Linked DNA regions of Homo sapiens: all the other regions are linked to region 2. Evidence: chromatin contacts called from ENCODE Hi-C or POLR2A ChIA-PET data. All regions are on one chromosome and are shown on one strand. Each heading gives the region's core, a stretch centred on a gene start or an enhancer-like site at or near the end of the contact. The rest is flanking DNA. Distances are from core to core; before and after follow the strand shown.

The links. Hi-C counts contacts between places; a loop is a spot of excess contacts on that map. ChIA-PET counts read pairs that join two places held with the same protein, here RNA polymerase II (POLR2A). Pooled maps may share reads with other maps.
Region 1: a loop to region 2 is called in a map of OCI-LY7, with 2.6 times the contacts of the local background. The contact joins two enhancer-like sites. A Hi-C loop is called at or near these places in 1 of 168 maps with a recorded cell type or tissue (OCI-LY7), 1 of 37 single-sample maps with no recorded cell type and 3 of 50 pooled maps. POLR2A ChIA-PET finds 5 or more read pairs at or near these places in 3 of 52 experiments (HEK293, OCI-LY7 and Panc1).
Region 3: a map of naive thymus-derived CD4-positive, alpha-beta T cell shows a loop between it and region 2 (3-fold over the local background). The contact joins two enhancer-like sites. A Hi-C loop is called at or near these places in 1 of 168 maps with a recorded cell type or tissue (naive thymus-derived CD4-positive, alpha-beta T cell), 2 of 37 single-sample maps with no recorded cell type and 12 of 50 pooled maps. POLR2A ChIA-PET finds 5 or more read pairs at or near these places in 1 of 52 experiments (activated naive CD4-positive, alpha-beta T cell).

What each region holds. Positions count from the first base shown.
Region 1 is chr1:199,974,198-199,978,193 of GRCh38, reverse strand. No RefSeq gene overlaps it. Among named protein-coding and RNA genes, the nearest start is that of NR5A2, 52 kb to the left of the region's middle. Within about 2 kb of position 1,518, at least 3 of the 41 ENCODE cell types and tissues checked have a DNase peak (open chromatin) inside an H3K27ac peak, as active enhancers do; they include OCI-LY7, where a contact is called at or near this core.
Region 2 is chr1:200,152,632-200,156,153 of GRCh38, reverse strand. All of the region lies in intron 7 of NR5A2 (nuclear receptor subfamily 5 group A member 2), which reads right to left. Among named protein-coding and RNA genes, the nearest start is that of NR5A2, 130 kb to the right of the region's middle. RefSeq lists an enhancer at 2,479-2,548. Within about 2 kb of position 1,838, at least 5 of the 41 ENCODE cell types and tissues checked have a DNase peak (open chromatin) inside an H3K27ac peak, as active enhancers do; they include OCI-LY7, where a contact is called at or near this core.
Region 3 is chr1:200,350,353-200,353,852 of GRCh38, reverse strand. All of the region lies in intron 4 of LINC00862 (long intergenic non-protein coding RNA 862), which reads left to right. Among named protein-coding and RNA genes, the nearest start is that of LINC00862, 22 kb to the left of the region's middle. RefSeq lists enhancers at 278-778, 779-1,279. Within about 2 kb of position 1,617, at least 6 of the 41 ENCODE cell types and tissues checked have a DNase peak (open chromatin) inside an H3K27ac peak, as active enhancers do.

The DNA of each region.
Region 1 (3,996 bases), core at 269-2,768, 180 kb after region 2:
GTTGCCCAGGCTAGAGTGCAGTGGAGTGATCTCGGCTCATGCAACCTTTGCCTCCTGGCTTCAAGCGATTCTCCTGCCTCAGCCTCCTGAGTAGCTGGGACTACAGGCACGTGCCACCACGCCTGGCTAATTTTTTGTATTTTTAGTACAGACAGGGTTTCGCCATGTTGGCCAGGCTGGTCTCGAATTCCTGACCTCAAGTGATCTGCCCGCCTTGGCTTCCCAAAGTGCTGGGATTACAGGTGTGAGCCACCACACCTGGCCTTGAAAATTCCCCAATTATTGAGGAAGGAGAAAAAAATCTTTTGCTCACTGTCAGTAGAAAAGAAGCTGCTTCTAGCCAGATTTACACATACAAAGTAAAGTCAAGAATTTAAGGAACTGAAAGATTAACGTTCTCTTGAAACAGATATTTGAGGTCAAAGTGGTTTGTTTTTTTTTTTTTGCATCTGAATTCTCTAGTTAATTGCCACAATACTTGCTTTTAACTTGCTTATGGGGGATTTAACCCATTAAAATGGAGCAGCCAGGCGCGGTGGCTCACACCAGTAATCCCAGCACTTTGGAAGGCTGAGGCAGGAGTTTGAGATCAGCCTGGCCAACATGGTGAAGCCCCGTCTCTACTAAAGATACAAAAAAATTAGCCAGGTGTGGTTGTGGGCACCTGTAATTCCAGCTCTTTGAGAGGTTGAGGCAGGAGAATCGCTTGAACCCGGGAGGTGGAGGTTGCAGTGAGCTGAGATTGCGCCATTGCACTCCAGCCTGGGCAGCAAGAGCAAAACTCCGTCTCAAAAAAAAAAAAAAAAAAAGAAGCAATTGAGAAATGGTCTTCAGACTTCAGGCACTGTAGGCCCGCTGCCTCGGGTTACTCAGGTCCTGCATTTGCTCATTAGATCACAAATATTTACTGGGCACCCACCTCCTGCCAGGCACTGTCTGAGACCTGGTCCTGCAGCAGGGAACTAGACAAACTAGGTGCTTGCTCTCGTGGGATTTATATTCAAGTGGGATAGAGAGCAAAAAGAAAGAATCAAGATTTTTAGAAGCGTGTGGTTATTATCAGATGGGTGGTTACATCACTGTGGAAGGCAGGCGTGTGGATCTTGCTTTAGAAGGAGTGGTCAGGGAAGGCCCCACCAGGGAGCTTCAGTGAGAAGCAGCTGGCTATGTAAATATGTGGGGAAAACTGGGTTTCAGGCAGAGGGAACACTAAATGTAAAAGATCCTGATTCCGGAAAGGTTGGCTGTGTCATCTACTGGATTTCCTCGATTTTACTCAATCTCCTGTTTGTTAATCTAGGCAGATACTATATACAATTATCTGGGGAGTAGCCATTATTAGCCATAGTCCTTGGAGATGAAAAAGGACTTTGCCTTCTTCCATTACTCTGCATAGATGTCAGTCTCATCTAAGAGATCGTGGGAGGGGAAAGCTTTTAAGAGGGCCTGACAGCCTTAAGGAGCACAGTTTGATTTTCCTTGAGTGTGCTAATGTTAGCACAAATACTGGCTGTGCTGCCAGCATATTTCCACACACGTGGCTACAGGGATGATGGAGGTAGTCATTTATTGATTTGAGTTAGTTGCAACATTGTTTCCTTTTAACTAGAAAACTCATGTTCTGACAATTTCTTTCCGGGAGTTCCCTAGGGAGGGAATTTTTATGAGAATTATCTTCTGTCTTGATTTCTTACAGGTTGATGCTCAGGAAAGCAGTCAAATTGACTAGGTGGTTCACATTCTGCACTGGGTAATTTTAAATGGGACTAATGAACAAACAAAATAGATTTTTTAATTTTAATGTTTATTATTATTATTATTATTATTATTATTATTTGAGACGGAGTCTCGCTCTGTCTCCCAGGCTAGAGTGCAGTGGCGCGATCTTGGCTCACTGCAACCTCCGCCTCCCAGGTTCAAGCGATTCTCCTGCCTCAGCCTCCCTAGTAGCTGGTACTACAGGCGCGTGCCGCCACGCCCGGCTAATTTTTTGTATTTTTAGTAGAGACGGGGTTTCATCATGTTAGGCAGGATGGTCTCGATCTCCTGACCTCGTGGTCCACCCACTTCAGCCTCCCAAAGTGCTGGGATTACAGGCGTGAGCCACCGCGCCGGGCTACAAAATAGATTTTTTTAAAAAAACAGATCACTTATTTCTAACTAACCCTTGGGAATGCTCAGATTTCTAGGCTTTGTTTTATTTATTTATTTTTTAAGTTAATTTTTTTTTTTTTTTTGAGATGGAGTCTCCCTCGGCTCACTGCAACCTCTGCCTCCTGGGTTCCAGAGATTCCTGTGTCTCAGCCTCAGGAGTAGTTGGGATTGCAGGCGTAAACCATCGTGCCTGGCTTTGGATTTCCAGCCTTTGAATGGATCATTTTGCATACTCATAGTGTTGAAGAACATTAAATTTGCCTCATGCGTGCAGACTTTTTCTTCTTTGCATTTGAATGAATACTTTCAATAATACCTAGCAGTAAAGGGCCCTCAATAAAATAAACATCAGCTGAATAAATTAATGGTAGAAAAATCTAAAAGACAGCCTTCCTCTAACTCCTCCTCTATGTGATTTTCTCCTTTGAGAAAGACAACCCTGAGAGAATTCTGACTGACTCACAGAGGTGGCCTACTATAGACTGCTTTTCTCCTTTTTTTCTTTCTTTCTTTTTTTTTTTTTTGTTTTTTGAGATGGAGTCTCACTCGGTCGCCCAGGCTGCAGTGCAGCGGCGCAATCTTGGCTCACTGCAACCTCCGCCTCCTGGGTTCAAGCAATTCTCTGCCTCAGCCCCCAAGCAGCTGGGATTACAGGCGTCTGCAACCATGTTTTTTCTTTTCTTTTCTTTTTTTTTAATCTCCTTTCAAGAAAACCTCTTTTCTACTTTTACTATAGAAGGACAAATGAGCTGAGTGGTAAAGAATGTTTGTTCTTATATTTAAGTTATGGGTGAAAATTCACCAAATCAGGAGTGAATAATATTGTTTGCCCTCTTGGATATTTGATTTCATTAGAAATGTCAATCCTTAGCATTATTTTAATTTTTTTCTTTCATTGTTTTTTATCAGGAAGAACTGAAGCATTATTTTATTTTATCTATTTATTTTTGAGAAGGGTCTTACTTTTTGCCCAGGCCGGAGTGCAGTGGCATGAACATGGCTTACTGCAGCTTTGAGCTCCTGGGCTCAAGTGATCCTCCCACCTCAGCCTCCTGAGTAGCTGGGACTATAAGTATGTGCCACGGTGCCTGCCTATTTTTTTTTTTTTTAAGAGGCAGGGTCTTTCTATGCTGCCCAGGCTGGCCTCAAACTCCTGGGCTCAATTGATCCTCCTGCCTCAACCTCCCAAAGGGTTGGGATTACAGGCGTCAGCCACAGTGCCTGGTCTGAAGTGTTATTTTAAATGATCATAGACAATGAAAATTAAATGACATATAAAGCAAAAAGCAGAGCACCAGGAACATAGATCTTCATGTTAGTTTTTTGACATTTTTTTTCCTCCCTTAACTTGGTTTATCCCTTTATAATCTGGCTAAAATCTTCACTCATGTCTTCTCCCTGGCCCTTGCTGCCTTCCTTTGTCGAGGCTTCAACCATGGAAGCTTCTCCCTGTCCCCTTCCTGACTCCTGGCTCTTCCCTCTTTCAGGAACGCCCTTTCTCCTTTCTTCACTCAGGAATCCTGCACATTCTTCAAGATCTTAAAGCTCCCTCATCCCTCCTTGGCAGAGTTCATTTATTATTCTGAGCTCTGGTAGCATTTTGCTCATATCCTATAACATTCACGATTTTATTTTTTCCTCCATCTTTCCCTCCACTTTTACAAGTTCCATGTGAACTCTCCTGTATACTGCAAAATGCCTGCTTAGCTTCTCTACTGCAAAATGCCTGCTCAGCTTCTCTACTTGAATATCTAATAGCCCCCACTTCACATGCCCAAAACTGATCTCAGGACCACCGACTCCTCGCCACCTCAATTCTGTCCACTCACAGACTTCTCTACT
Region 2 (3,522 bases), core at 589-3,088:
TAAGGATGTAAAACAAAACCCTAGACTCTTCACATGACCCCCATGGTGGCTCAGTAAATATACCCACAGCAAGTTCAGAGGCAGCCCACGACCACTCATAGTTCTCTAAGTTTCAGTTGGTAATAAAGCTTTCATCTTGGGAAGTAGTGGATTTAAGTAACTGTTGAAAATTTGATTTTTGGGCCAGGCGCGGTGGCTCACCTCTGTAATCCCAGCACTTGGGGAGACTAAGCGGGTGGATCACTTGAGGTCAGGAGTTCGAGACCAGCCTGGCCAACATGGCGGAACCCCGTCTCTACTAAAAATACAAAAATTAGCTGGGCATGGTGGCTGGCACCTGCAATCCCAGCTACTTGGGAGGCTGAGGCAGGAGAATCGCTTGAACCCAAAAGGTGGAGGTTGCAGTGAGCCAAGATCGCACCATTGCACTCCAGCCTGGGTGACAGAGTGAGACTGTCCAAAAAAAAAAAAAATTTTTTTATTATTATCTGTGGATTCAGCATTGTCATTAATCCTCCATTAACAGAAGGAAATCAGGAATAGCTTTGTAAGTTCCAAAATAGTGAAATACATCACAAATAGCAAACTGGTAGTCGACCTGGCAGTGGCCAAAGCCAATGATGACTTTACAACATCTCACTTCTACATGAGGCTTTTTCAAGATTTTAAAGCAAACACTTCTTTAAGGCATTAGACACATCTCTAAAAACCAATTCTTGAAAGGCCTGTCTTTCTCCAAGTCTACTGTATAATTATTACAGTAAGATTTATAATTTATATAATTATAGAGTTGCTTCATTTTATCTCTATCTTTTGTGCTTCATTTTAAACTTAATGAATGTGCCATTTGGATGCAGAAAGGTTTTTTAAAGAAAAAATGCATAAATGTTAGATTGTGTGCACAGAACAACTGTTTATCTGATGTGATTATTATGGATTGCATGCCTGTATCAAAACATTTAATGCTATCTCAGGATTATCAATCTTAATCCCACTTCTGCATTGGTTGGTGGTGGAAGTGGGATAAGAGCCTAGTACTTACTCTCACTGTTCAGATGACCTTAAGAAGTCCACTGGATTCTAAAGTTTTGCCCTCACAAGCTGCACTTCCACCCTCCTGAAGCTTTATTGAATCTTAGTCCCGGAGTTGTAAACATAGATATTCCTAAATCTCAGTTCACAAAGGGGAACCACCCCTCCTTGGAGGCTGGAATGCGTAGAAACCTTGTTGGGTAGGTAAAATAAAAGCATCTTTTTAAGCTTCTGAGAGAGCTTCCAGCCACTAAGGCAGGTGCCAGAAGAGAAGACGTGGGTAGATAGCAGTCAACATGAACTGGACATTAGTGTGTGAACAAGCAGCTTACTGACTTGTCCATCATTATCTCTAGAAGACCCTTCCTAAATGTTCTGCTGAAACTCTCATAATGCCTTTCTTTTTAAAAATTTACTTATTTCTTTATTTTTAAAGATAGGGGTCTCACTATGTTGCCCAGGTCAGATTCAAACTCTTGGCCTTGTGTGTTCCTCCTGCCTCAGCCTCTGCAGTAGCTGGGGCTACAGGCATGTGCCACTGCATCTGGCTCTCCACAGCTCCTTTAATGACCAGTTTATCTACTTGCAAGTGGTGGACAGTGGTGGGGCCACCAGAGACCACCACCATCTCTCTGGTACTTGAGTATCACCCCATTGCTCTCTGGTGACTCATCAGGGCTGGTGATTATTGTTATCAACTGAACCCAATGCACAGCCACAGGTTCCCTCCCACACTGCAAGACTTTGCATGTTTTGGTCTAGAGGCAGTTAAGAGAGGATGTCAAGTGTGAGCCCAGCTATCAGTAAGTAGGAAGTCTAACACAGGAAATAACACCATCTGTGAGGCTGGCAATAGCACACTCCCACAAAAGTACTCTTAATCATGCTTACACACACACACAACTTCAGGACTGCTGAAACAACCCTGAAAGGTACATATATTGAGGAGCTGGAGGAAGCAAGAGCAGACAGGGAACCCCTGTGGAAGGAAAGATACTTCTGGAAATAATGTGGTGAAAGTGAAAAATATATTTGTAAAACAAAAATATCCAAAATTATTTTTCTTACCATAATTTGCATAAATAACACACCAATTTAAGAATGCAACTGAATCACAGAATAACATTTATGTCAGTGCAATTTTAGAATCCTCTTTTTGACATATGAACTAATTTTGTTCTTTTTTCTTAATTAGAAAATTCAAATCTTACATGATTAGGGAATGAAATAATTATAATCATAATTGTCTTTGCTTTCATCTGTGTTTGATTTTCTATCTACTTCTCTTTCCTTTTCTTTTCCCTCCATCCCTCTATCTCCCCCTCCATACCTTTCCTCCTTCCTTTTATTTTTTCTTACCTAAAGTAAGAAACAAAGTAAGTACTTGCTCATACATTATTGTCTCATTCTTAGTACATTTTCAATTCCTGCTTAAAATGCATTCTTTCACTATACCTGTTTTAAAAAATGTATTAAACAGCTACTAGATGTATAGATGTCTAACCAGCAACCTCTCTGGCAGGGAGCCGTAAGGTTGATGGCATAATTACTGTCATTCTGGATTTCCCCATCATTTTGACCCTATAGGGCTTGGAACAGCTGGGTTGGAAAGCCCCTACTGTGCATAATATCCTGTTCTGGGTTTTCTGCCAGAGCTCGTACCCTCTGTTGACTGCACATCACAGCAGTGCAGGGATGCTGCGACATTCTCAGAGCCAACATTCTCCTATGTGGCTCAGGGGAAGCACCAGCTTATTTGGTATTAGGGTTCAGTATGTCATGGAAGGATTTCTTTTTAACTATGTGAAAAAAGCATGTGGAAAGAATGTACTTTTAACAGGAGCATGAGTGCTACCTTGAGGAAAGTGTTAGCTGAATTCACAGAGAATCTGTAATCATCCAAATGCTATTCCACTCTACTTAGACTTCCATTTCTTGTAAGGACAACTACTCTAAAGTAGGCTTTAGATAAGTACTACTGCATATAAGTAACATGCAAAACACCAGCCAGGAAAGTAGCAAAAGGAATAAACGAAAGCAAGAGTGTAATTAAGATTGGCAATGCATGAATTATTTTCACTGTTTTAATTGTCAGGGACACTGGCAAATAGAAAGGCTAACCTTGCAGATGTCATTGCTACCTGGTTTGCTGGGGAAAAGAGGATCTTCCTCTTGGGCTGTGGTGCAGGAGAGAGCCTGTTGCCAGTTTCTCAGCATCCTCTGATGAAACCAGCAAAGACTAATTAATCTTTTCACAGTCCTTGCAGAGCATACCTTTTGGAGCATTAAACTCTCAATGTAGTGACCATAGCTGAATGGCAGTTCATTCTGTTGTTAGAATGTCAAAGGCAAATGCAAAATTCTCACATAATTTTTGGGTGCATAGAAAAACGAAATAGAAAAAAAATCCACAAAAGTTGGGAAAACTATGAAAAAAATGGGATATTTGAAAATTTTATCATTTAAATATTCCTCCCTTCCCCTAAAACA
Region 3 (3,500 bases), core at 368-2,867, 200 kb before region 2:
TCACCCTCTAACTGCAATACAGTATTTCCTTCAGTTATCAATGGTAATGACAAGCCACAGGAGTGACAGCTATTCCCATTTATACATATCACTACTTTGAAATAATGGTAGTCATTTGATTTACCACTAGATCAATAACAAGGCACATATGGTATGACAGCCAATAAATGTTTGAATAGTTTGATAACTGTATTTCATAATTAGTTTTCTGCATATGCCTATGTCTATTTTACCATATTTTGAGAAGGCTTTAGGAGGCACAAAAAAAGGTTAAGAACCCCTTTCTGTTTACTATCTCATGAGGAAGGCTAGAAGCTTCAACAGATAAAATCAGTACAAAGTGGTGAGTGGCAGCTAGAAACATGCTCAGGAGCTGTGGAGCACAGGCTTGAGCAGAGATTCAGGGAAGGCTGATGGAGAAGATTCCTGAGCTGCATCTGGAATGAAGAAGAAACAGAAGCAGGAAAAGGTCATTCCCAGGAGAGAACAGAACAGATCTTAGGGCAGGAAATGGCCTATGTGGAAGGCGGGTACTGACAGTCAGAGCTTGCTTACTGTGCTAAGTCTTGGGGGCTCAAGAATGAATGAGGGACCTCCTAGGTGGTCAGTGTGCTCACTGTTCAGAACAATGTTTATGGGGACAGGGTGGAGAGGGGTATAGTTTGAAAAAGGAAATTTTTTTTTTGGACACGGAGTCTCACTCTGTCTCCCAGGCTGGAGTGCAATGGCATGATCTCGGCTCACTGCAATGTCTGCCTCCCAGGTTCAAGCGATTCTCCTGCCTCAGCCTCTCGAGTAGCTGGGATTACAGGTGTCCACCACCATGCCCGGCTAATTTTTGTATTTTTAGTAGAGATGGGGTTTCACCATGTTGGCCAGGCTGGTCTCAAACTCCCAACCTTAGGTGATCCGCTCGCCTTGGCCTCCCAAAGTGCTGGGATTACAGGCATGAGCCACTGTGCCTGGCCGCCTTTCTAGAATTTTATATGAGTGGAATCATACACCATGTGCTCTTCTCTTTGGTCTGGCTTCTTTCACATGGCATAATGCATTTGAGATTTGTTCATGCTGTTGCAAATCAACAGTTCATTCCCAATTTTTTTGCCAAGCAGTATTTATTATAGAATTATATACTCTGAAAAGGGGAAAAAAACCAACCTTTGTTTTCATAAAACAAAATTTTAAAAAGGAGTGAGATTTTTAATGCTTATCAAATGGGAATATGAGTTAAAAATTGTTGAGAAATGCTGCTCCAGCATGTGGTCAGAGAGCATTCCAGCCCAAGATTTTCTTATGTCAATGCTAAATTTGAGCACATTTGGAAGTATTTTAGACCTGAAAGAAGGCAGGACATCAAAACAACCACTAGAGCCGAGTGGGCCTTTGTAACCACAGACTCTCTGACGAAAAGATTTGTAAAGACTCTGCCTAATGAAGAGTTCAAAAAGCATTTTGTGTGTCATCTGTTTTCCTTACAGTCTCCTTACTTGGTAGATAAGGGGCAAGAATTATTTTCCATGTTGCATAAATAGGAAATGAGGTATAGCGAGTTTGAGATACTTATTACCCAAGATCCCAGGGAGTCAGAGGCAGACTGAGGACTGCAAAAGATCCCTCCTGGTCCACAATCTTAGCCTTGCCAGTAGGCTGGGCTGAAAGCTTTAAAAAAAAATACAGTAATTTCACTTTCACTTTTGTTCTTGTTTGGGTTGTGATACAATCTTTAATTTGAAAGAATGAAGGGTTTTCTTTTCCTTCTTTGTTTTTAAAACTTTCCCCTCTCTTCTTGGTAAACACCAACATGTGTGTTGACTCTATCCAGTTGAACTCAACAACCTAATGCCTGTTTTGTGCCAGGCTCTTTTCCAGGCACTAAGGAGGCACTGATCTGGACAAATCCTGGAGGTTACTGTGAAGCAGGAAGGACAAAATGACCAAATGAGAATTAAATTACTTTTTTAGGGTCGTGGAAGATTTGAAAATCTGGGGAAACATATGTGTCCTCTTTCCCCCAAAAAATGCACATAGTGTGTACACACACACACACACACACACACACACACGTGTGTGTGTGCGCTTGGGCTCACATGATTTTGCAATGATTTTAGCGTGTTTAGAGACCCCCCAGAACTTGTGTGTAGGATTGGCCTTTGGATGAGTATTTTTGGCATAGAATGAAATAGTAATGCCTTGAAGGCAGCACAAAGCCATAGTCACTGAATAGAGAGAAAGATTCAGAGGATCCTGTGAGATGGGTGGGGCTGTTAGTGTTTTGATAGACACGTGTACTGAGTTGGGAGGGTACTAATTTCTGGAAGGCAATATTCCAGGCAGAGGGCACATCTGAGAAAGGTAGGAGGGGAGGGAAGCAGAAAAATGCAAAGCAATCTGAGAAACCCAGTTTGGCTGGAGGATAGATTATATGAAGAGCAATCTTCAGAAACACCCATAGAAAGGTAGGCAGGGGTCATATTGTGAGTGATACTGAGTAAGCAAGGTGAGTAGTCTTCTTTTTATTCTCCCCAGTAAAATATTCTGCAGTTCCTTTTATTTTTAATTAGATGGCAAAACCCCATCTCTATCAAAAAACACAAAAATTAGCCGGGCTTGGTGGTGCATGCCTGTAGTCCCAGCTACTTGGGAGGCTGAGGCAAGAGGATCACTTGAGAGTGAGCTGTGATCATGCCACTGCACTCCAGCATGGCTGACACAGCAAGATGCTGTCTCAAAAATATGTATATATTATATACAGTTTTCTGTTGTTGTTTGTTTGGTTTTTTTGGAGATGGAGTTTCATTCTTGTTGCCCAGGCTGGAGTGCAGTGGTGTGACCTCTGCTCACTGCAACCTCCGCCTCCTGGGTTCAAGTGATTCTCCTGCCTCAGCCTCCCGAGTAGCTAGGACTACAGGTGTGCACCACCACACCCAGCTAATTTTTATAGTTTTAGTAGAGATGGGGTTTTACCATGTTAGTCAGGCTGGTCTTGAACTGCTGACCTCAGGTGATCCACCAACCTTGGCCTCCCAAAGTGCTAGGATTACAGGCGACTGGCCTTTTTTTTTTTTTTTTTTTTTTGAGATGGAGTCTTGCTCTGTCACCTAGGCTGGAGTGCAGTGGCACAATCTCGGCTCACTGCAACCTCCGCCTCCCGGGTTCAAGCGATTCTTCTGCCTCAGCCTCATGAGTAGCTGGGACTGCAGTTGCGTGCCACCACACCCAGCTAATTTTTGAATTTTTAGTAGAGACGGGGTTTCACCATATTGGCCAGGCTGGAGGTTTTTGTTTGTTTTTTTTTTTTTGAGATGGAGTCTCACTCTGATGCCCAGGCTGGAGTGCAGTGGCACAGTCTCAGTTCACTGCAACCTCTGGTTCCCGGGTTTAAACAGTTCTCCTGTCTCAGCCTCCTGAGTAGCTGGGACTACAGGTGCATGCCACCAAGACCAGCTAATTTTTGTATTTTTAGTAGAGATAGAGTTTCACCATATTGGCCAGGCTGGAGG